3 separate regions of the Homo sapiens genome follow, and all the other regions are linked to region 1. The links are chromatin loops, found by intact Hi-C in ENCODE. Cell type or tissue: Caco-2. All regions are shown on one strand.

What was found. Hi-C counts contacts between places; a loop is a spot of excess contacts. Peaks named below come from ENCODE experiments on the same cell type or tissue, not always from the same donor. Only the 100,000 strongest peaks of a DNase experiment are listed, where the experiment ranks them.
Region 2: it touches region 1 in a loop (4-fold over the local background); 4 of 110 quality-filtered maps call a loop at or near these places.
Region 3: it touches region 1 in a loop (2.8-fold over the local background); 7 of 110 quality-filtered maps call a loop at or near these places.

Annotation. Positions count from the first base shown.
Region 1 is chr12:95,734,379-95,742,378 of GRCh38, reverse strand. It overlaps NTN4 (netrin 4), which reads left to right. Exons shown (of 10, transcript NM_021229.4): 3 at 4,235-4,513. LOC105369919 (a long non-coding RNA gene) reads left to right here and starts at 7,553. Exons shown (of 3, transcript XR_001749273.2): 1 at 7,553-8,000. RefSeq lists a cis regulatory region at 1,503 and an enhancer at 1,431-1,575. In Caco-2, no CTCF peak of the experiment used is centred here; a DNase peak (open chromatin) is centred at 4,068; H3K4me3 peaks cover 842 bases.
Region 2 is chr12:95,811,174-95,819,173 of GRCh38, reverse strand. The region is part of intron 2 of SNRPF-DT (SNRPF divergent transcript); the gene reads left to right. The region is part of intron 1 of LINC02410 (long intergenic non-protein coding RNA 2410); the gene reads right to left. Among named protein-coding and RNA genes, the nearest start is that of LINC02410, 12 kb to the right of the region's middle. In Caco-2, a CTCF peak has its summit at 3,355; no DNase peak of the experiment used is centred here.
Region 3 is chr12:95,619,510-95,627,509 of GRCh38, reverse strand. No RefSeq gene overlaps it. Among named protein-coding and RNA genes, the nearest start is that of USP44, 72 kb to the right of the region's middle. RefSeq lists a silencer at 3,732-3,801 and an enhancer at 3,809-4,763. In Caco-2, a CTCF peak has its summit at 3,744 (motif pointing left); a DNase peak (open chromatin) is centred at 3,699.

The DNA of each region.
Region 1 (8,000 bases):
TTTTTTTTTTTTTAACGCCACCATGCCTGGCTAATTTTTGTATTTTTAGTAGAGATGGGGTTTCACCATGTTAACCAGGCTGGTCTCAAACTCCTGACATTGTGATCCACCCACCTCAGCCTCCCAAAGTGCTGGGATGACAGGCATGAGCCACCGCACCTAGCCTAATTTTCCATCTTCTTATTGAGAATTTTTTATGAGTATTCTAGAATAGAAAGATCATATAGGTCATTTTCACCTGTTCAGGACTTTGTATGGATTTCTCTGTTACACTGGGGCACAAAGAAATGGCAGAGCCTGAGCCAAGAATCCCCATCCTCAGGCAAAGTTCAAGGGATTCGAGGCTTAGAGAAATAAGGCAAGACCAGGAAAATGTGAAGATTCCAAAGGTTAGGTAGGAAGGGGTCCATGATTCATTCAGAGGGTCAGATATTTTTTAAATTATGCATTTCCTTTACCCATTGATTTCAGCTTTGGAAATGTATCTTCAGGAAATTATTACAGTAGTCCTCCCTTATGTGCAGTTTCACTTACCGTGGTTTCAGTAACCATCAACCATGGTCCAAAAATAGGCGAGTACAGTAAATATTTTGAGAGAGAGAGAGAGACCACATTTACATAAATTTTATTACAGTGTATTGTTATAATTGTTTTATTTTTCGTTGTTCTATTTTATTATTTGTTGTTAATCTCTTACTGTGCTATTATAAAGTTTAATTTATAAATTATATATAATTTTTATATATATATATTAAACACTTTAAAAGAAAGCTTGAGTGGCTATATTACTATCAAAGTAGATTTTAGATCAAAGAATATTGCCAAGGATAAAAAGGGACATACATAGATAAAACAGTCACTTCATCAAGAGGATATAACAATCCTCCAGGTTGGCATGGAGGAGATATATATATATATATATATATATATATATATATATATATATATATAATTTATACATAATTTACATTATAGGTTTTTCCTATACATACATACCTATGATAAAGTTTAATTTATAAATGAATTATATATAATTGTATTTAATATATAATAAATATATAATTATATATCATATATAATTCATTTATAAATTAAACTTTATCATAGGTATGTATGTATAGGAGAAACATAGTCTCTATGGGTTCAGTACTGTCTGCAGTTTCAGGCATCCCTTGGGGGTCTTGGAAGTCATTCCCGGAGGATAAGGGCGGACTACTGTCTGTACATCCACATTTTAGCTACAAGGTTGTTCCCTGCAGTGGGTTACACTGAAAAGCTGGAAGCAACCTAGTTGCCTAACAATAGCAGCCTGGCTAAATAAATTATGTCATAGCCACACACTGTAATTCTAAGCAGGTTTTAAAATTATGTAACGGTGTTTCTCAAATTTTGTTATGTGTCAGAATCACCTGGAAGGCTTGTTGAAACACAGATTGCTGGGCCCCACCTGCAGAGTTTCTGATTCAGTTGATCTTGGATAGGGTCCAAGAATTTGCATCTCTGACAAGTTCCCTAGGGGTGCTGTTGGTCTGGGGAACCATTCTTTGAGAACCTCTGATGTAGAGATACACTTAGTGACTTGGAAGAATACTCACAAGGTATATAAAGATGTTTATGTTGTATTTTATATGTATGCATACATACAGAAGTTTAAGTAGAAAGATATTATCAAGTTGGCATCCCTGGTTATCTTTGGAGGTAGATCACTTTGTAGGTACTTATTATCTTTAATATTTTGCATGACCGATTTTTCTGTAATGAGCATAATATTAACCACCAAAACATAATAAAAGTTCTTAATTAAAAAATGAGATCATGAAGTCCTGGCCAATAGCACTAACGAGCCAGAAATACTGAAGTATGCTTGAACCTGGTCAAAAAGCGCAATCCCTGACTTTCTAAATATTAATATATCTTGTTGGGAGTGTGTATTAAGAGGCAGTTGTAGACAGAGGATCAGTGATGGGCCTATAGATACATTCCCTTCCTTATGGGAACAAAACACAGAAGAGGCTGATACTATCCTGAGGGCTTCTACGTGTTTTCTTACTTCATTTCACTCATGCCATACAGGCTTCTTCTGGGGAAGTTTGAAGAAAAACTGGGTGGGACCCAAAGGGCGACCTGCCAGAAGTTGGAAGCATCTGTACTGGCGGACTCTTTGTTTCCTGACGCAGGGTAGATCCATTCCCAGGGTATCAGATTAAGGCGTCTCCTTTCTGGAAAAAAGATTTCATGGTTTAAATTCCCGTTCACTTTTGTGTCTGTGGCACTCTGCTGTCTCCTTTCCAGCACACAGCCTCAGGGGTCATGATGTCCCTTCCCTACTGATATCCGCGTGCCAACTGTGGTGTCATGCACACCAAGCACAGAGCCGCCATTCAGCTCCCACTGTCTGGGCTCAGGAAGCAGAAGAGCTTCAAAGTTCCTACAGACCTTGACAGAGCTTCCTCTGGCTTTGCCTGTGCGGAACAATTCTGAGGGTGAGGGGGAGATGGAATGGGGTGAGAGAGGGAACTAGGGTAAATGTCAAGGGTAAATACGTGGCAGAGACAGAGAGAGACCAAACAGTTGCCACCGAGGCTCAGGAAAAGGAAGGGTGGGCAGATAACGAGGAGAAGGACACCACAGACTTTTCAGTGGAGCTCTTACTTGGTTAGCACTGGTGTGTCCTTTTCCATGTCCTTGCATTACTGTGGTTGATAAAATAGGAGGTAGCACTTTACTGATATCATTTAGAGCAAGGGTTCTTCCTGTCTAACAGAAATGTCAGTGTTTGGAGGTCACGTTGAGAATCAGTTCCATATAAAGCCCATAATGGATTCAATTTTTAAAAAATGCTTCGAAACAGAAAATCATGTTCTAGCTGTTGTTAAAAGAAAAAGATGTTACTTCTGTACTGACTTTTGAATATATGACATATTGTTTGTTGGAAAATTTTATTTTCTGATAAGCTTCCTTCCACCACTTTGCATGTGGATAAATGGGACAGAATGTGGTTTGAGTTTAAGATACAATGTTGTTTAAGCTTTAAAAGTTCAAAAATAGCTAGAAATACAAATACCGGTTAATCCGTTATTTCTTATTATTGTCATAATACTGGTGTTTAACGTGAAATTCAGTATGCGAATGAATTTAGACCCGACATAAGGAAGTTATTTGGAATTCTCACCTATTACACAAATGCCAAGAACAATGTTAAATTAATTAATTTGTTTACCAAAAATTTATTGAATACTTACTATGTGCCAGCCACTGTCCTGGGATACATACGTGACCGCCTACATGAAGTTTTTGGTCTGGACTGGGAAGATAGTAAATCACTAAACCACTACAAATATAATGTCAGATGGTGATAAGTACTAAGAACAGAAACCAGGCAGAGCCATTATAAGGACCTTGCATCTTGTTCTGAGGAGAATGGGAGGTCTTCAGGTGGGGGTGGTTTAAGCAAGGGAGTGACACGATCCAATCTCTGTTTATAGAGAACCACTCTGGCTACTGGCTAGACCATGAGCTGCAGAGGCCAAATGTCTGCTGAATTATTACCCTCTCCCCCACAGTTATATTTCACTGAGGACAGGTCTGTACCAGTAGACCTTGGACATGTGACACAGTCGATTCTTTCCTTTTCATACTTTTGGTATGAAATTGATCTCTAAGGTGATACTTTTATATCCAAAAAGAGAGAGTTATATTTTTAGGCAAGGTAAATCAGATATCACCTCTCTGCCTACAGTGTCCCAGTGGCTTCCGCTACAGTCAGCATAACTCTACTGTGACTTCCACAGGGCTCCATTCATGTCTATCTCACACCTGCTCTCTGTCCGCCTCTCCAGCCACTCTCTCTTTGTTCACTGGTCTCCAGTCACACTGACTTCGTTGTTCTTCCTTGAGCAAGCCAAGCTTGACTCTGCCTCAAAGCCTTTAAGCTTGCTCTTCCCTCGCCCAGAATGCTCTTCCTGGCAAGATCTTTGTATGGCTGCCTTTATCTCAAGGGTCAGGTCTCTGCTGGTCACTCAATGTATACTTCTGTGTACAAACAGGCAGCACATCTGCTCCTTAGAATAACAGGGCGGCTCTGTCCCAGGTGTGCTCAAGGTCTAAAAACTTCTTGTTATCTTATCGTTCACAGATGACATAAGGCATAAATCAAACAGGGACTACATTAGGCAAACAATTCAGGGTTTGCGCACAGTCCTATAAACGCATGGTATTTTCTTTCTCCTTACAGGTTATTTTCAAAGCTTTGTCACCACCATACGATACAGAGAACCCTTACAGTGCCAAAGTTCAGGAGCAGCTGAAGATCACCAACCTTCGCGTGCAGCTGCTGAAACGACAGTCTTGTCCCTGTCAGAGAAATGACCTGAACGAAGAGCCTCAACATTTTACACACTATGCAATCTATGATTTCATTGTCAAGGGCAGCTGCTTCTGCAATGGCCACGCTGATCAATGCATACCTGTTCATGGCTTCAGACCTGTCAAGGCCCCAGGAACATTCCACATGGTAGGTGAAACAAGTCCTCCCCTAAGAAAAACAAATCATAAGTTACCTTCAGCTTTGGGCATTGGTTGGTATATGCTTAACATAGTGCTGCTGATTTTTTCCTCTGCCCATCACAGCTCCGACTCCATACTCATCCTATAAAGTGCCTGTTAACTTGTCTTTTAATCTTCAGTTTTAGAGTTGTAGTCAAGCCTGATAACCAGATTCCTTGGAAAACACCCATGCCAGTTTTTAGTACTGTGACCTTCAGATATAAAGTGTAAAGTGAGCAGGAGTGAGAGGATGGCATGATTATATTAGTGGTATTATCACACACAAGCCAGCTTTGACAGTAAATGGGGACCATTGTGGAGTAGATTTTAAAGTTGGAAAAATAAGAACCTCGATTTTATGCCTGGTATCTTTGCTGTCCAGCCAGCAGAATGAATAAAAATTCTCCTCCATGAAGAGGACTGACCCCCTCTTCACCTAAGGCAGAGTTAAACTCTCTTTCCTCTAGGTTCACACATCTCCTGGGCTTTCCTCTGAATTTTTACTTCTCTGCATCCCCCAGGAGACCACGAACTCTCTGAGGAACTGTATGATCTTTGTATCCTCAGGACCAAGTGTATTACCTGGGCCAGAAGTAGGTGCTCAGTAGGTGTTTGGTTGAATGATAGCAACATAGGAATAGGGAGATGATGAAAAATTAGTGTCATTGTTTATCTGTCCTTACCTCCCCGACTTCCAGAAAAGATACAGAGTGGCTCAGCAGTAAGCACCTTGTTGGGACACATCCAGAGACTATGGATGGGGATTGGGCAAGGAGAAAATAAGGATGAGCGCTCCAATTATTTGATTTTCTATTTTGCTCTGATACTTCTGAGCAAACCAAAGCAAAATGAATAAAATGGAAAAGGCTGCAGAATATGCTACTGCATTTCCTAAAGGATAGACATCCCTATTCTTTCTTCTTTCTCTCAGCCCTAGTATACGATAGGCCACCAGCAGCCATGATCCAGTTAGCCAGCAGGACAGTTTGTGCTGGCTGGGCTGAGTCGCTGGGGCAGCATCAGGGTAACTAAAATGACTAGGACAGTAGCCAGAAAGTAACCAAAATAGAAACAGTGCTATTACTTGTAGAAGTTAATCCAGGCTCCCAGAGTTGAAGAAAATGCAGCATTCATTCAACAGATACCTGCTAGTTTCTAGACACTGATGGATCTTTGAAATCCTACAGTATTGTTTCAAATAAAGGGTGCTATGATTTAGTGTATCTCAGTTAACTGGGTTCAGGTAGGATTCAATCAGAAAATAACAAATATTTAGAGACATGTCAACCTACCAGACTGTGAACTAGAAAGTTTATGTGAGGTAGAGTGCTCAAAATATTTTGCCATGACATTTTAGTGAATTTGTGAAAGGAGAGCATGCAGATCTTTTGTTTCCTCGACTGTCTCTTATAATCCAAGCCATACAGGACCACCTCAGAGTAGAGTCCTGAGCAAAATGACAGAGGCCCCCATAACATGGCACAGGGTGGACCCTCAATATTTGTGGACTGAAGGACCTATGAGACTACCTGCATGGCTCTGATCAACCACAACAAAGTGCCAGAGTTCTCAAGGGCCTTATAAAAACTTCAGGTGGCCGGGCACAGTGGCTCACACCTGTAATCCCAGCACTTTGGGAGGCCAAGGCGGGTGGATCACCTGAGGTCAGGAGTTCCAGACCAGCCTGGCCAACACAGCAAAACCCCATCTCTACTAAAAATACAAAAATTAGCTGGGCATAGTGGTGGGCGCCTGTATTCCCTGCTGCTCGAGAGGCTGAGGCACAACAATCACTTGAACCTGGGAGGCGGAGGTTGCAGTGAGCCGAGATCGTGCCACTGCACTCTAGCCTGAGTGACAAAGCAAGACTCTGTCTCAAAAAAATAAATAAATAAATAAATAAATAAATAAATAAATAAATAAATAAAAATTTAAAAAAAATCATGAGCAGGCATTTAAAAGTATTACTTTCTTTTTTTAAAGTAAGTCCTCTAAATATAAACTTTCAGAGTTAACAACACTTTCTAAGGCTGAAGATAAAAATTCTAGAAGTTTCTCTTTGTTCTGCCAAATTCAACAATGGATAATTACTCAAAGCTAACAGACACTTTTGAAGAAGTCTTAAAATACAACTATTCTATACAATATACTGCCAGCAAGAAAATTATCAGCCTGTAAAGAGGTTCAGGATAACCAAGTAAAGGAGACTATACAGTAAGTGTTTTTCCATTCCAAAAGGATGTTAGAATGAGACATCTCCATCCTAGAAAACCCTATGGAACGGAAACCTCATTTTCTTACTAATCTCCTGCTGCTTTGAAATTGGAAGCAATTTCCTTTTAAAATAATATTAGTTTGCTGACATCTTTCTATTCCATTTTCATACTGATTTCAATTTGTGCAGCAGTGGTAGCAGCCCCTAGTGCCATTACTAAGCATGTGTTTGAATGGAGCTAAGCCAAGCCAAAACTGTGGATAAGGCCAGGTAGGGGGTAAAAAACAGCCTAAGTGGCCAAGACTATGTTGACTTCCAGGGATCCAGTTCCATCACAATTCTTGCTATCCCTATTCTCTTTAGAAAAAAGAAAAAAGAAGAAAAAAGAACCCATAAGCAATTGGACCAATAGCAGCCACGGTTGGAAATGTGAATTATTCTGGTTTTCGATTTTTCCACCCCTAAGCTTGGGTGTATTTGACTTTTATCTATACTTTTTTCTGAATTAGAAAAGAGCTTGTATTAAATTTGGAAATGGTTGCCTCCTTTGAATGTGGTTTTTGTTTTGTTTTGTTTTTTGAGATGGAGTTTCGCTCTTGTTGCCCAGGCTGGAGTGCAATGGCACGATCTTGGCTCACCATAACCTCTGCCTCCCTGGTTCAAGTGATTCTCCTGCCTCAGCCTCCAGAGTAGCTGGGACTATAGACATGTGCCACTACGCCTGGCCAATTTTGTATTTTTAGTAGAGATGGGGTTTCTCCATGTTGGTCAGGCTGGTCTCGAACTCCTGACCTCAGGTGATCCACCCGCCTCAGCCTCCCAAAGTGCTGGGATTACAGGTGTGAGCCACCACACCCAGCCTGAATGTGATGTTTTAATTCCTATGATTGCTTCACTGAGCATATTGCACATTGAAAGTATAGCCTTTTGCCTTATTAGGAACATAGGCATAGATTAATTGTCCCACATTTGTGTGTCTCTAGACGCCATTTATTTTATGTACACGGCTGTAGAAGAACTGAAATCTGATTGTGCCTGCAGAATGGAAGGTAGCTTCTTAAGAAATGCTGTTCTTTTGCAGGTCAGCTTATCATAGGTATGTGCACACAAATCTAAATTTTTAGCACAGTTTTTATTTGCAGCAGTGGAATGTGGTCCCTGAACCAGCACCATCAGCCTCATCTGGCAACTCGTGAGAAATACACATTCTCAAACCTTACCCCAGACCTACTGAATCAGA
Region 2 (8,000 bases), 77 kb before region 1:
AGTCAGGAGGCTTGGGTTTCATTCTTTTGTGTCACTAATTTTGTGATCCTGGCTAACTACATAAAATCCTCCTCATCTGTAAAAGGAAATCATGCAGAGCTGTCTAACGGTTGAATGAGATACCACATATGAAAATGCTTCATACAGCCTCTGACATCATAGGCACTCAACGAATACAAGTTCAAGGTAAATATGATTTGTGAGCACAGAGAAAACACCAAACTAGACAGTCAAGAGGTCAACACAAGAGGAAGCAAAAACCACAGGATACATCTAAAGTGACCAACCATCCAGGCCAAGTTTGCCAGGGATGGTCACAGTTTTAGCACATAAAGTCTTGCATTTGGGGAAACCAGGTAGTTTGGTCCTGGGAAAACCAGGATGGTTGGCCATCCTAGCTCAGAACCTAGAATAGGAGCGCAAACAACAAGGATTGGACCCCAAGAAAAAACAAATGGCCAGAACGCAGGAATGGAGTATGGAAACACTAGGAATAATGGTCCTGATGCTGACCAATATTTCTCAGACAACAGATAGCAAAACAGGCTCAGCATGTGAGTAGGGATGAACCCATAGGTGGAAGTCAGTATACACACCTGACTTAACTGAGGGAACCTCAGGAGCCAGGTAGTGCTATGCAAGACAAATCTTACAAAGTTATTATTTTTTTCTTTTTTAAAGATCTGTCACTCAGGCTTGAGTGCAGTGGTGCCATCAAAGCTCACTGCGGCCTAAAACTCCTGGGCTCAAGCAATCCTCCTGCCTCAGCCTCCCAAATAATGCAATGGCAGACACATCACTGTGCTGGGCTAATTTTAGAAAAGTTTTTGTAGAGATGGGAGTCTCACTTTGTTTTCGAGGCTAGTCTCGAACTCCTGGCCTCAAGCAATCCTCCTGCCTTGACCTCCAAAAGTATTGGAATTACAGGTGTGAACACTGTGCCTGGCCCCAAATTAATTTCATAAGTGACTTTGGTGATGAGCTAAAATGAACAATGAGGAAAGGATGGTTTCTTCAATAAATAATGCTAGGACAGTCATTATCCATGATACAAAAGGAATCGAATTTTCTACCTCACACAATACAGAAAAGTTTATAATTTAGAAACCTAAATAAGGAAAAAAAAACTTTAAACATTTTAAGAGAAAATAAAGGAGAAAAGCTTAATAAAGATTTTAAGGCCAGGCACAGTGTCTCAAGCCTGTAATCCCAGCACTTTGGGAGGCCGAAGCAGGCAGATCACTTGAGGTCAGGAGTTCGAGACCAACCTGGCCAACATTGTGAAACACCATCTCTACTAAAAATACAAAAATTAGCTGGGCATCGTGATAGACGCCTGTAATCCCAGCTACTTAGGAGGCTGAGGTAGGAGAATCACTTGAACCCCAAAGGCAGAGGTTACAGTGAGCCAAGATCGTGCCACTGCACTCCAGCCTGGGCAACAGAGCAAGACACCGCCTCAAAAAAAAGGAAAAAGATTTTAAAATAAGCAATAAAAAGGGAAAGATTCATAAAGTTGATTATTTTTTGTTTATTTATTTATTTATTTTTTTGAGACAAAGTCTTGCTCTGTCGCCCAGGCTGGAGTGCAGTGGCACAATCTCGGCTCACTGCAGCCTCTGCCTCCTGGGTTCCAAGTGATCCTCCTGCCTCAGCCTCCTGGGTAGCTGGGATTACAGGCACACACCACCACGCCTGGCTAATTTTTGTATTTTTAGTAGAGACAGATTTCACCAGGTTGGCCAGGCTGGTCTCAAACTCCTGACCTCGGGTGATCCACCTGCCTTGACCTCCCAAATTGCTGGGATTACAGGCATGAGCCACCGCGCCCAGCCAAAGTCGATTGCTTTAAAATGAAAAGATGCCATGAACACAGTGAACAGCCAAGCCATAAACTGAGAAACAATATTTGCAATATATCAAGCCTACAAAGTACTTATATCAGCAAGTACTTAAAGGAAAATGCCAGCAATCCAGTAGGCATAGAATAGGAATAGGCAATTCACGGAAGAAACTTCAGTAGTAAAAACATATTTTTAAAAAGCTCGGCCGGGTGCGGTGGCTCACACCTGTAATCCCAGCACTTTGGGAGGCCGAGGCGGGTGGATCACAAGGTCAGGAGATCGAGACCATCCTGGCTAACACGGTGAAACCCCGTCTCTACTAAAAATACAAAAAATTAGCTCGGCGTGGTGGCAGGCGTCTGTAGTCCCAGCTACTCGGGAGGCTGAGGCAGGAGAATGGCGTGAGCCTGGGAGGCGGAGCTTGCAGTGAGCCGAGATCGCGCCACTGCATTCCAGCCTGGGCGACAGAGCGAGACTGTCTCAAAATAAATGAATAAATAAATAAATAAGTAACTCAGTTTTACTACTTGTCAGAGAAATGCAAATTGAAACCACAATGAGATAAGATTTTACATCAAGCAGATTGTCAGAAATTAAAAAGCCTGGCAATACCAAGTGCTGGCGAGAATGTGAAGCCACAGAAGTTTTCTTACACTTCTACTAGGGTGTAAATTGGTACAACCATCTTGGAGAGCAAATGCTCAATAGCTAGAGATGTTTTGAAAGTATACACTTGTGCAATACCTCCTCGTTGTGCAGTCTAGAGAAACTCGCAAATGTGTGCACAATGGGTCACGTATAAGAGTGTTCACTGTAGCATGGTTTGTAAGAGCAAGAGACTGAAAACACTCTGAATGTCCATCAGCTGTAAATTAAATAAATTGTTGTACAATTCATTCAATGGAATGCTAACATACAGCAGTTACAGTAAATGACTGAAGTTAGATGACCAATATCACGAAATCTCCAAAGCATAATATTAAACTAGAAAAAGTAAGTTGCAGAAATATTTGTACCATATGGTATCCCTTATATCAGCTATAAAATATGTGCAATATTATAAATTTTATGTGTACACAAATATGTAATAAAAATACAAAAAGTCACAGAGATAATAAACCAAATATTGATTACTTCTAAAGAGAACAAGATGGACATGAAATCAGAAATAGTTAATAAGGCATCAAATGTGTCTATTACATTTTATGTTTAAAATATCTGATGTAAGTAAAGCAAAACGTTAAGATTTGACAGAGTTGGGTGGTAGATACGTAACTGTTATTTCATTCTCTAGACTTTTCTGTAGGCGTTAAGCATTTTATTTTGAAAAAATAAAAACAATGTTATTAGCATTTAAATTCAGATTATTTCAGAATTACTCTAAAATATTTTTAAAAGCAAAACTATGCTTTCCGGAGTTGGCAACTTAACAAAGCCAAGTTTAACAGTCTGTTCAAAGAAAGTTAAAGTATGCCTTGTCCTGACACATATTTCACTGCCACTTAACCAACACTAGATGTCACTTTACTTCATGCATTTCATTTGAGAGTTTCTGGTTGAAATTAGATAAACTTGGGTATGTTTTATCATTTTCTTTCTCCAGTAGATACAGAGAATTATGAAAAATGAAAATGTTCTCTGCTATATATCCATCCAGAAAGACAAAGGACACGTGTATTTGGGTTTATCCTTTTATCCTTGGCACATACTGCTTATAATAGGGTTGCAAAAGTATTGTTAACCAAATAAACAAAGGATACAAGAAACTTTCGCAGAAGAAATGTTTAATATCCCCAATATGTATATAATTACATTTGGAACAGTTTTTCCTTCAAACGGCAGCGAGCTGTTGAAAGCACACCTTCCAGGGATTTGCAAGGGAAAGGTTACGACTCTAATTTCAAAGCCCGGCTTGTGGTCAGTGGAGAGAAGACACCATTTCAGATCTTTCAACCCAAAATTGTATCTCAGTTCATTGGAGCATTGGATCTCCAATAAGGACTGACAAATAAGAACTCCTTAAATCAATAATTGAACCTTTTTAGAAGGAGAGTGACCTTTGATAATCATGAAAATCGTGAACTCTCTGGAAATTTTCATCTAAACATATAAAAATCAGCCAGGTGCAGTGCCTCACACCTGTAATCCCAGCACTTTGGGGGCCACGGTTGGCGGATCACTTGAGGACAGGAGCTTGAGACCAGACAGGCCAACACAGTGAAACTTTGTTGCTACCAAAAAAATACAAAAATTAGCTGGGCTTGATGGCACGTTCTTGTAGTCCCATCTACTCGGGAGGCTAAGGCAGGAGAATCGCTTGAACCTGAGAGGTAGAGGTTGCAGTGAGCTGAGATCACACCACTGTACCCCAGCCTGGGTGACAGAGTGAGACCCTGCCTCAAAAAATTTTTTTATGAAAACATACAATTGTTACATGCAGGTTTTGCAGATTTGCAGACCTCCTAAAAGCTCATGCATGGACTCCAGATCAGGACCCCTTGACCAGAATGGATAAAAGCACTTGCCCAGGTTCCTTTCCCAAGCTTTCTTAAACTCTGCCAATAACTAGAATTTCAGCTGAGGCTGGCACGTATCATGTGAACTAAACAACGTGACTACGCAAATGAATGGAATGGAAACCAACCCTGTAAATTCAGGTAATTAACCAAACGTGGGCAGTGTCTACTTTGGAAATATTTGACTTATGGATAACAGTCAAAGTGTTTATATGTACATTTTTTCTAAGAATAATTAAGAAAAGAAAAAAGTAATAGATTTGTTTGCTGAAATATTTATTTGGAAGCTTGTTTTTCCGTGGGGAGCAAACCAAATCCTAGGAGTTGCTCCACATAATGTTTTCTAGTGCCTGAATAATTGTCCAACTGTTTTCATTTTACACCTTCTAACCGGAAAGAACTAGTTTATAATTTTGTTACTGACTTTCTTGCATCATAAATATTACAGAATAGCCCAAACTAGGTGAAATTAGTTCATTGTATGAATACAAATTAATGAAATTTCACTACATTATGTAAAGATACTCTAAATCAAATAAGCTTGAACTGCAGAGTCTTTCCCTCCAAATCAAATAAGCTTGAAACTCCTTTATATTCTTTGTTCTAGAGTCTTTCCTTATTAAAAAGACTTCTTAGGCTGGGCACGATGGCTCAAACCTGTAATCCCAGCACTTTTGGAGGCCAGAAGTTTGAGACCAGCCTGGGCAACATAGTGAGACCCTGCCTCTACAAAAAAGTTTTAGAAAATTAGCCAGGTGTGGTGGCACTGCCTATGGTCCCATCTACTTGGGAGGCTGAGGTGGGAGGATTGCTTGAGCCTGGGAGGTTGAGGCTGCGGTGAGCCATGATTGCACCACTGTACTCCAGCCTGGGCAACAGAGTCAGACTGTCTCAAAAGAAAAAAAGACCTCTTTCCAGGGACACTCTGTTCTGTTAGCCACATATCAAGTTTTCAAAAACAGGTGTTGAATGACAAAGAGGGTTCTTCTTCTTCTTCTTCTTCTTCTTCTTCTTCTTCTTCTTCTTCTTCTTTTTTTTTTTTTTAGTGAAACGGAGTTTCATTCTGTTGCCCAGAATAGAGGGTAGTGGTGTGATCGTGGCTCACTGCAGCCTTGACCTCCTGGGCTCAAGTGATCCTGTTACTTCAGGCTCTGAAGTAGGAAGGACTATAAGAAGGTGTCACCATGCTCAGCTAATTTTTTTTTTTTTTTTTTTGAGACAGAGTCTCACTCTGTTGCCCAAGCTGGAGTACAGTGGCATGATCTTGGCTCACTGCAACTTACGCCTCCTGGGTTCAAGCAATTCTCCTCCCTCAGCCTCCCGAATAGCTGGGACTACAGATGCCGCCACCACACCCAGCTAATTTTTGTATTTTTAGTAGAGATGGGGTTTCACCATGTTGGCCAGGCTGGTCTCGAACTCCTGACCTCAGGTGATCCACCCGCCTTGGCCTCCAAAAGTGCTGGGATTACAGGCATGAGCCACCACGCCCAACTGCTCAGCCAATTTTTAAAATTTTTTGTATTGATGGTGTCTTGCTACGTTGCCAAGGCTGTTCTCAAACTCCTGGGTTTAAGCAATCCTCCTGCCTCAGTCCCCCAAAGTGTTGGGATTACAGGTGTGGGCCACCACACCTGGTCAGCATTCTTCTTTATCATGATCACCCTGTTACTGAAAGTACGTTATAGGCTATAGTTACAATAGATAAATTGGGCCAATTTTTAAGAAGTATCATTTTACTCACTGGAGATTATGTTAACGCCATGAGAATGGTAAAACCAGGGTTTGTTTTTCTTCTGTTATGCAACTTTGCTATATGTACTAGGCATATAAAGTAAAACAGTAGTATATTAGAGTCCTGATTTGGTGCAGTGATCATTTATAGGCTTAGCTGGTCATAGCACCCATTGTGAAATTACATGCGGAAAATGGATCCTGTTTTAAGAGAACAGAATCTAACTTGGATTCTAATTCTTCAACCACCAAAAACTTCCACACCTCTTTCTAGGAGATACAGAAAAATATATGCCCTTTATTGGAGTCATAAAGAGCTCTACATTCAGAGTTCTGTTTCCTTAAGGCAAAGAACCTGAATGCTAACCCTTCTTTGTTTGTAATTGACAAAAACCGTAGGATGTTTTCTTAAAGAAAATTATCATTATATATATATTTTTCTCCAGAGTTAAAATGTTGATACTGATAATTTTCTTTAAGAAAATATCTTAGGGATATTGTCAATTACAAACAAAGGAGGGTCAGTACTCAGGCATTTTAACTCTGGAGAAAAGTTTATATTTTCACAACTAAATACTTCACCATTTATCCAATAAAATCTGTAAATTTTCAGTTATTGATTTAACTATTTCTCTCTGACTTTAGAACTTGATATCATTTGACTGTTATCACAAGTACTTGATTTAATGGCCATGTTTTTCTCTAGACGATATCATCCTACATGAGTCATGGTAGGCTTAGTCAACAGACTTGTATTTCTTTTTGTTTGTTTGTTTGTTTGTTTGTTTTTGAGACAGAGTCTCACTCTGTCACCAGGCTGGAGTGCAGTGGCGCGATCTCACCTCACTGCCACCCCTGCCTCCCAGGTTCAAGCAATTCTCCTGCCGCAGCCTCCCAAGTAGCTGGGACTACAGGCATGCACCACCACGCCCAGCTAATTTTTGTATTTTTAGTAGAGATGGTGTTTCACTATTGGCCAGGATGGTCTCGATCTCTTGAACTCATGATTTGCCCACCTCGGCCTCCCAAAGTGTTGGGATTACAGACATGAGCCACTGCTCCTGACCTTGTATTTCTATTTCTATAGCCATGATTCTATAATCTTATTTGATCATTCCATCAATTTATGGTTCTGTAGTAAAATATTTTGTTTGTATATGTTCATATCATGTACCAAATGTAAGTGTTCATTTTACCATAATTTCTTGACACTTTAAAAATTGTTAGCATTTTCTAAAGTTTAGAATTATTCAGCTTGGGGGGAAGTTCAGTGAGGACTGCTGGTGGTGGATAGCATGAGACCTGGGTAATACTGAAAACAGCTCTGTGTCTAAGCTGCTCCTTGGATCAATAGACTTTCTTTCTGGGCCAAATTATAGCTCCTTTTCATTGACAGGTGAACATCTCAATATCTTGTAGCCTTTTCTCCTTCTTAGAAAACATGATAGAAATAAATGGGTGAATCCAAAGCAGTATAATTTTAGCAAACAGAAAAGATATTACACTCCTTCTGGAGTGTAATGGCATGATCATAGTTTACTGTAGCCTCGGGGCTTGAGTGAGCCTCCCACTTCAGCCTCCTGAGTAGCTGGAACTATAGGTTTGTGCCACCATGCCTGGCTAATTTTTGTTATCTTTAGTAGAGACGAGGTCTCAGTATGTCACCCAGGCTGGTCTCCAACTCCTGAGCTTAAGCAATCCTCCCTCTTCTGTCTCCCAAAGTGCTAGGATTACAGGTGTGAGCCATCACGCCCAGCCCCTTATTAATTTTAAACTTTCATGTATTCCTTTGGAGAATGTCTTTCTTGCCCCTTTTTAGCATATCCAAACCTTATCATAGTCGCCATCCAGCTTTTTTTTTCTTTTTCTGGGTCTCCCAGTCTCTAGCATGTTTTATTGCCTTATA
Region 3 (8,000 bases), 110 kb after region 1:
TTGTCCTACCTCTGGGAATTAAGTTTCTGACAATAAAGCACACGCTAGAGGTAGCACATGCTGTGCGAGGGTTGCCAGTTTGGGTTCAGCGCCCTGAATTACCCTATATATTTTTTTAATAGTTAGCCATGTCTTTTAAGGTCCAGAATTGATAGAAAGAGCAAAATTTTTAATTTTTTCCATTTTAAATTACAATAGGAGGAATTTTGGTTAGATTTGACCAAGATTCTAGTTTATAGTAAGTTGCTTTTAAAGGAAAAAAAATGAAAAGCCAGCCACTGATAAAGGCTGTTCTTTGGAAAAAGACATAATGTACTAATCCCATTTCCTCAAACTAAAATCAATAAGACCAATGGGAAAATACAGGGAGACAGGTTTCAAGTCAGTACAAGGAAGAACATTGTAACACTTTTATCGGCATTAAACATATCACTCCCTGAAGACACACAACAATGGAAATAGTCACGCTTGGATGACTTCTTTTTGTTTTTGTTTGTTTGAGACAAACAAACTCAGCCACCCAGGCTGGAGTGCAGCGGCATGATCACGGTTTGTTGCAGCCTCGACCTCCCTGGGCTCAGATGATCATCCCACCTCAGCCTCCCAAGTAGCTGGGGCCACAAGCATGCACTACCATGCCAGCTAATTTTTGTAATTTCTGTAGAGACAAGGTTTCACCATGTGGTCCAGGCTGGTCTCAAACTCCTGCAAGATTAGATGACTTCTTATTAGGAAATAGACTACCAATGATTTCCAACCACAGTAGGTCTGAAGATCCTTAGCATAAAGAATTTTGAGAACCCCCCACCCCCAGGGTAGTATTTGCACTCTAAGAATCTATTTAGAACCAGTATGCCACAATAACTGTACACTTAAAAATGATTAAAATAGTAAGTTTTATGTTATATTTTACCACAATAAAAAATATGATGACAGCTGGGCGCAGTGGCTTATGCCTGTAATCCCAGCACTTTGGGAGGCCAAGGCAGGCGGATCACCTGAGGTCAGGAGTTCGAGACCAGCCTGGCCAACATGGTGAAACCCCATCTCTACTAAAAATACAAAAATTATCTGTGTATGGAGATAGTACCATTGCACTCCAGCCTGGGGGACAAGAGCGAGACTTCGTCTCAAAAAAAAAAAAAAAATTAGCGGGGCTGTGGTGGCACGCCTGTAATCCCAGCTACTCAGGAGGCTGAGGCGGAAGAATCACTTGAACCTGGGAGGCTGAGGTTGCAGTGAGCTGAGATGGCACCACTGCACTCCAGCCTGGGAGACAGAGGGAGACCCTGTCTCAAATAAATAAATAAATAAATAATAACAAGGCCAGGCACGGTGGCTCACACCTGTAATCCCAGCACTTTAGGAGGCCAAGGCGGGCGGATCACCTGAGGTCAGGAGTTTGAGAGCAGCCTGACCGATATGATGAAACTCTGTCTCTACTAAAAATACAAAAATTAGCCGGGCGTGGTGACATGCGCCTCTAATCCCAGCTACCCGGGAGGCTGAGATGGGAGGTTGAGACAGGAGAATCGCTTGAACCCGGGAGGCGGAGGTTGCAGTGAGCTGAGATCATGCCATTGCACTCCATCCTGGGCGACAAGAGCGCAACTCCGTCTCAAAAAATAATAATAATAAAATAAAATAAATTTGTATTTTATTACAATAGCATTTGCAGATAGGAAACTCGTGTTTATTATTCCTTTTATGAATTTATTGACTTATGGAATGCCTAATATGTAGCAGGCACTGAGGTAGGCACTGAAGACACACAGGTAAAACCAATACGGCGCCTGACCTCATCGAGCACAGATACATGCAAGATGTGCTATTTATTGTGTCTACAGACAATGCTCACAGGTGGATGGGAGCACCCTGTCTCTGACTCCTCAGAATTAGCAGTTGCTTCCTTCTTTAGCCAGCAAACTTCTGCTGTATACATTATAAACAAACACACAGGTCAGGAATAATACTTGGTTACCAGTAATGTGATAAAGTGTGAACACCCAAAATGCCCTTGACAATGAAAGTAACTGATACGTGTTGATTTGTCACTCTAGGTCTGGAATTTTATGTCTATTGTTCAAAAAGAAAAAAGAAAAGCCTGCTTTTCAAAGTTCTTAGCATGGACATTTTGGGGATCTCCAAAGCAAGACTATGAACTAATAATTTAAAATAAAGAGGCTTTGCTTTAATATCACACTCAATTTTGCTCTTGTAAAAGAATAGTCGGATAGTTAACAATTTACCTGATACGCTGGGTGCCTGCCAAGGTACTTGCCGGTTTTATTCTAAAATATGTCCTGCCAGGGGGACAAATGAGAGGGATTCCTCCATTTTGCATCTGTGTTTCATACCTGTGCTCTTAGCAAAGGAGTAGGTTGTGGGGGAGAAGGAGGGTCTTTTATATTCAGCTGTATGTACTATTTGACATCAGAGACCCCATGAATAATCACTCTTTTTTCCATTCGGCCACCAGCTAGCAGGTTGCAATTCTTTCCTACCTGGAGCGCTGCAGGGGGTGGGGCAAGTGGAGACATTACTGGACATTTGCATTTAAAGAATTAATAAAAATTCCTTATTTGCCTGAAAGCCCCATGAAGTTTATAACCTTGACGCTTTATAGCCCCCTGCACTGGTTTCTCTCCTGGTATGGCCCAACGAAGCAGCATAAATCTGTATTTTAAAGTATGCAATTAGTAATGTGCTACTGGACCGCATCCTGGAACTATGCAGTTCCCTTGGCCACAGAATTTCACAAAAGGGAAACAAACAATACAGAACAATGAAAGGCATTCCCTGAGCGATACTAACCTTGAGGTCACCCATATTAATGGCAGCTATTCCACGTGAACATTTCTTACTTCGAGCAAACAATGTGTCGAGGACAAAAAGGTCAAAACTGCCTTTCTTTGGGTTGACATAAAAGAACTTTTTAATTATTCTTGCCTAGAAATGGACATTACTGGGACTTCTGGGGGCTGATTTTCAGGGTTTAGTTTGCAGACCTACCATAGGATGCTCTGAGATCCACCCTTACAGCAGTCCCTGAGCCCAGGCAACCTCTAGGGTCCTGCACCCTTCTAGGGAAAACACAGAAAAAGGAGATTAGGGCTGTTACCAAGACCACTAGACTCCTGAGAATGGGTCCTGATGGAAGAAGGTGGGAGTCTCCACCGCCAACACCCTGCAGGTGCAGGGAGGAGGTGGGAGCACTGGAAAGGGAGTACCTTTGGAAAATTCAAGAATATTTCCTAGGTCGGGTGCGGTGGCTCAGGTCTGTAATCCCAGCACTTTGGAAGGCCGAGGTGGGTGGATCACTTGAGCTCAGGAGTTCGAGACCAACCTGACCAACGTGGTGAAACCCCGTCTCTACTAAAGCTACAAAAATTAGCCAGGTGTGGTGGCAGACGCCTGTAATCCCAGGTACTCGGGAGGCTGAGGCAGGAGATCGCTTGAACCCGGGAGGCGGAGGTTGCAGTGAGCGGAGATCGGGCCATTGCACTCCAGCCTGGGCGAAAGAGCGAGACTCTGACTCAAAAAAAAAAAAAAAAAGATTTCCTGACCTCAAGGAGAGAGAAAGAACCTAGGCCTGGGCTTGGCAACTGAAGAACACCAATTAGGGCTCCACAGGCCTGCCTCTCTTGTGTAACCTTTAAAAAGGAATTTCTTGGAATGTAAATGGAATCCCAAACTGGTGAGGCCACTCAGGGATTTGGTAGAGACTCAAGCGCCCTCTAGAGGCGACGCTGCGGTGTCTGGTCATTGGGCTGCTTGAGGAGGTTTGAGGAGGCGTGGGCGGTAGAGGGTAGGGGTTGGGGTGGGGTAGTTACCAAACACAAAAACAGGAGAAGGTTGTCAAGACACAGCACCCCTGGGAGCTGCCAAGGCAGCCCTAGTTAATAAGAGCGGTTCCCAAAAGCAGCAGTATCTTCTATTCCTGATTGTCACCCTTAAGGGAAACTGAAATTAGTCTTTGCTGACTACTTAACATCTGGGGATAGAGTGGGGAGGAAGAGCAGTCTTGCTTTGTTTTTTGAGACAGGGTCTTGCTCTGTCACCCAGGCTGGAGTCCAGTGGCGTGATGACAGCTCACTGCAGCCTCAACCTCCCAGGCTCAAGTGATCCTCTCACCTCAGCCTCCCAAGCAGCTGGGACTACAGGTGCACACCACCACGCCTGGCTAATTGGTAGTTTTTCCATCTTTTGGAGACCACTTTGTGCTCTTGAGCCCTTTTATGCTACACTGTCTGGATCCTTGACTCCAAAATTAATTCTTCTTATTTCTTCCTCTGAAAAACCTTTGCAGACTTCAACTTTACCACCTATCCGGGAACCTGACTCAGGCCACTGCCTCTCACAATGTCCCTAGTGAGACAGCCACTCTACAGAACATAGCTTGCTCACCACCGCTCCCACTGCTCTGACCATAGGAGGAGGCATCGTCCTCCCTTTTGCCACACCTTTGTAACCCCACAACAGGCTCCTCTAGTGACTGACTCATCACAGCAGAACACCACCTAAGGCTTCCACAAAGGTTCAAAAGCAACCAACTGGAGACAATATAAGATCACCTATCTTCTAAAATGTGAACTAAATGAATTAGAATTATCTAGGGTGTTTGTTATAAATAAGATTAAGGACCACATTCAGAATTTTATTTATTATTATTATTATTATTGTTATTGAGACAGAGTCTCACTCTGTTGCCTAGGCTGGAGCGCACTGGCGCAATTTTGGCTCACTGCAACCTCAACCTCCCAGACTCAATCTATCCTTCTACCCTAGCCTCCCGAGTAACTGAGACTTACAGGTGCACACCAACACGCCTGGCTAATTCGTGTATTATAGAGACAGGGCTTCACCATGTTGCCCAGGCTGGTCTGAAACTCCTGGTCTCAAAGCAATCCTCCCACCTCAGCCTCCCAAAGTGCTGGGATTACAGGTGTGAGCCACCATGCCCATTAAATACTTCAAATTTTAATTAGAATTTCTGGAAGTGGGTCAGATATCTGCATAGATGGCAAACTTCCCAGGTGGTATTTATGCACATTAATATTTGTTTTTGGTTTTTCTTTTTGAATTTTTTTTTTTTTTTTTGAGACAGAGTCTCGCTCTGTCGTCCAGGCTGGAGGGCAGTGGCACCATCTCGGCTCACTGCAAGCTCTGTCTCCCGGGTTTACGCCATTCTCTCGCCTCAGCCTCCTGAGTAGCTGGGATTACAGGCATGCGCCACCACGCCCAGCTAATTTTTTGTATTTTTAGTAGAAACGGGGTTTCACCGTGTTAGCCAGGATGGTCTCGATCTCCTGACCTCGTGATCTGCCCACCTTGGCCTCCCAAAGTGCTGGGATTACAGGCATGAGCCACAGTTCCTGGCTCATGCGCATTAATATTTGAACCACTGGCATGAAGAATAATTTTTAACTGTTATAAGATGTGGCTCTTCTTAGCGCCTAGAGAACCAGGTCCCAACACGGGGAAACCTTCCATGCATAGATTTCAACCTGCATTATTCCGTCAAACATTGTCCCACCCCCACCACTGGAAGTATACTGGTATGTCTGCTAAGTAAAGCCCTCCCAGGCAAAATGCCAAAAGACCCAGAGAAAGAGTTCTCCTTTTGTCCTTAGGCTAAGGCTTGCCCAAGTCCTTATTTCCAGTCCCAGGAATTGTTTCTTCCAAGACGACTGACCTGGGAATTACCACTGCCATGATGGAGACCACCTCCGAAATCCACAAAGGTATGATCTTGCTCTCAGAGACTCAGGACAATCACTTTAATATGCTTCCAAAAGTCGGGATTATTCTTTTCCTAAATAACACCTCAGGTCAGGCCTTGACAGTCCCAGCTGAGCTTGCTCAAGTCTAACCCAGTTTTTTTTATAGTCTCTCCTCTGTTATAAGATAAAGATGATGCCTAAGGCCAGGTGTGGTGGCTCACACCTGTAATCCCAGGACTTTGGAAGGCCAGGGCAGGAGAATCACTTGAGTCCAGGAGTTCGAGACCCATGTGGGCAATGTAGTGACAACCTGTCTCTACAAAAAAAATTTAAAAAATAAAAATCACCCAGGAATGGTGGTGTGCTCCTTAGTTAGCCTCTTAGGAGGCTGAGGTTGGAGGATCGCTTGAGCTCAGGAGGTCAAGGCTGCAGTGAGCCATGATCAGACCACTGCACTCCAGCCTGGGCAACACAGCAAGACCCCATCTCAAAAAAAAAAAAAAAACATAAAGCCTATATCCCTTCCTTGAACTGGAAATACAGCAGAATTCCTTAAGAAAAAGCAGGTGGTAACAGAAGAGAAAGCCCCATACCTAGAAAAGAGACATTTTGAATTCTTTGATCCTAAAATGTGATCGATTTTTAGACAGACCATCAATATGGTGCAGGGTTGTTATTTTTTCCAAAAACGACCAGTATATTAAATGCACACAAAAATGTTTTACCAATCAACCACAGCATACATTTATTCATGCAATTATATTCCACTTTGTTGTGTTCTGTTACAATCAAAGTTTGAGGCTTCTCTTCCTCATGAACTTCCAAATCACTTCTTACGGACAGCATGGTGTACGGCATCCAGTGGCGAACCTCCATGTACCATAAAACTTGCTCATCTTTACCACTTTGCGGACTAACAGGATAATGTCAAGGCATATTAAAGAATTCCAGGTTGTGGCCGGGAGCGGTGGCTCACGGCTGTAATCCCAGCACTTTGGGAGGCTGAGGCAGGCAGATCACCTGAGGTCAGGAGTTCGAGACCAACCTGGCCAATATGGTGAAACCCCATCTCTACTAAAATTACAAAAATTAGCTGGGAGTGGTGGTGCATGCCTGTAGTCCCAGCTACTTGGGAGACTGAGACAGGAGAATGGCTTGAACCCAGGAGGCGGAGGCTGCAGTGAGCCAAGATCGTGCCACTGCACTCCAGCCTGGGTGACAGAACAAGACTCCATCTCAGAAAAAAAAACCACATTGTTTCTGCTTTCTGCATTTGTTTTTATTTCTCAGTAAAATTACACGTGACTGGAAGTTAGGCAGCTTTCTTCAAATATTAGCTAGAAAATGTTGACATATTCTAGTGCCTGAGTTTTTCATGATATGTGATCAGTCATACCAATGTCTCCTATACTTGGCAACTTCCATTTCCTTTCATTGCATTGCCAGGCCCTTGACATAATCGCTTTCTGCATCACAGTGACAAAATCAAATAATGTATTTGTGAGTGGCTCCCCTTCTTGGAACCTGTAAAGCAGGGGTCCCCAGCCCCCCAGGCCATGGACTGGTACCGGTCTGTGGTCTGTTAGGAACCGGCTGCACAGCAGGAAATGAACAGTGAGTGAGCATCACTGCCTGAGCTCTGCCTTCTGTCAGATCAGCAGTAGTGTTAGATTCTCATAGGAGCTCGAACCCTATCGTGAACTATGCATGCAAGGGATCTAGGTTGTGCGCTTCCTATGAGACTCTAACTAATGCCTGATGATCTGAGGTGGAACAGTTTCATCCCAAAACCATTCCCCTTCCCCACCAGTGCATAGAAAAATTGTCTTCCATGAAACCAGACCCTGATGTCAAAAAGGTTGGGGACCACTGCAATAAAGCATATGACTTTTGCTAATCAAGAAATATGAAGAGGAAGCCAGTCTTCCAGTGACAACTTTTGTTCCCTTATAAGAAATTTATATCTCATAGCTATATGTCCATGCCCTTCCAAATACACAGTAACTTTTTTCAATGCTACAATAAAGTGTAACCCTTTGAAATTGATTTTTGTTGCTGTTGTTGTTTTTAAATTAATATGAGATAGGGTCTCACTATGTTGACCAGGCTGGTCTTGAACTCCTGGCCTCAAACAATCCTCTCATCTTGGCCTCCCAAAGTGCTGGGATTACAAACATAAGCCACCACGTCCAGCCCGAAATTGATTTTAAACGACAGAGGCTGGGCATGGTGGCTCATGTCTGTAGTCCCAGCACATTGCAAGGCGGAGGCAGGTGG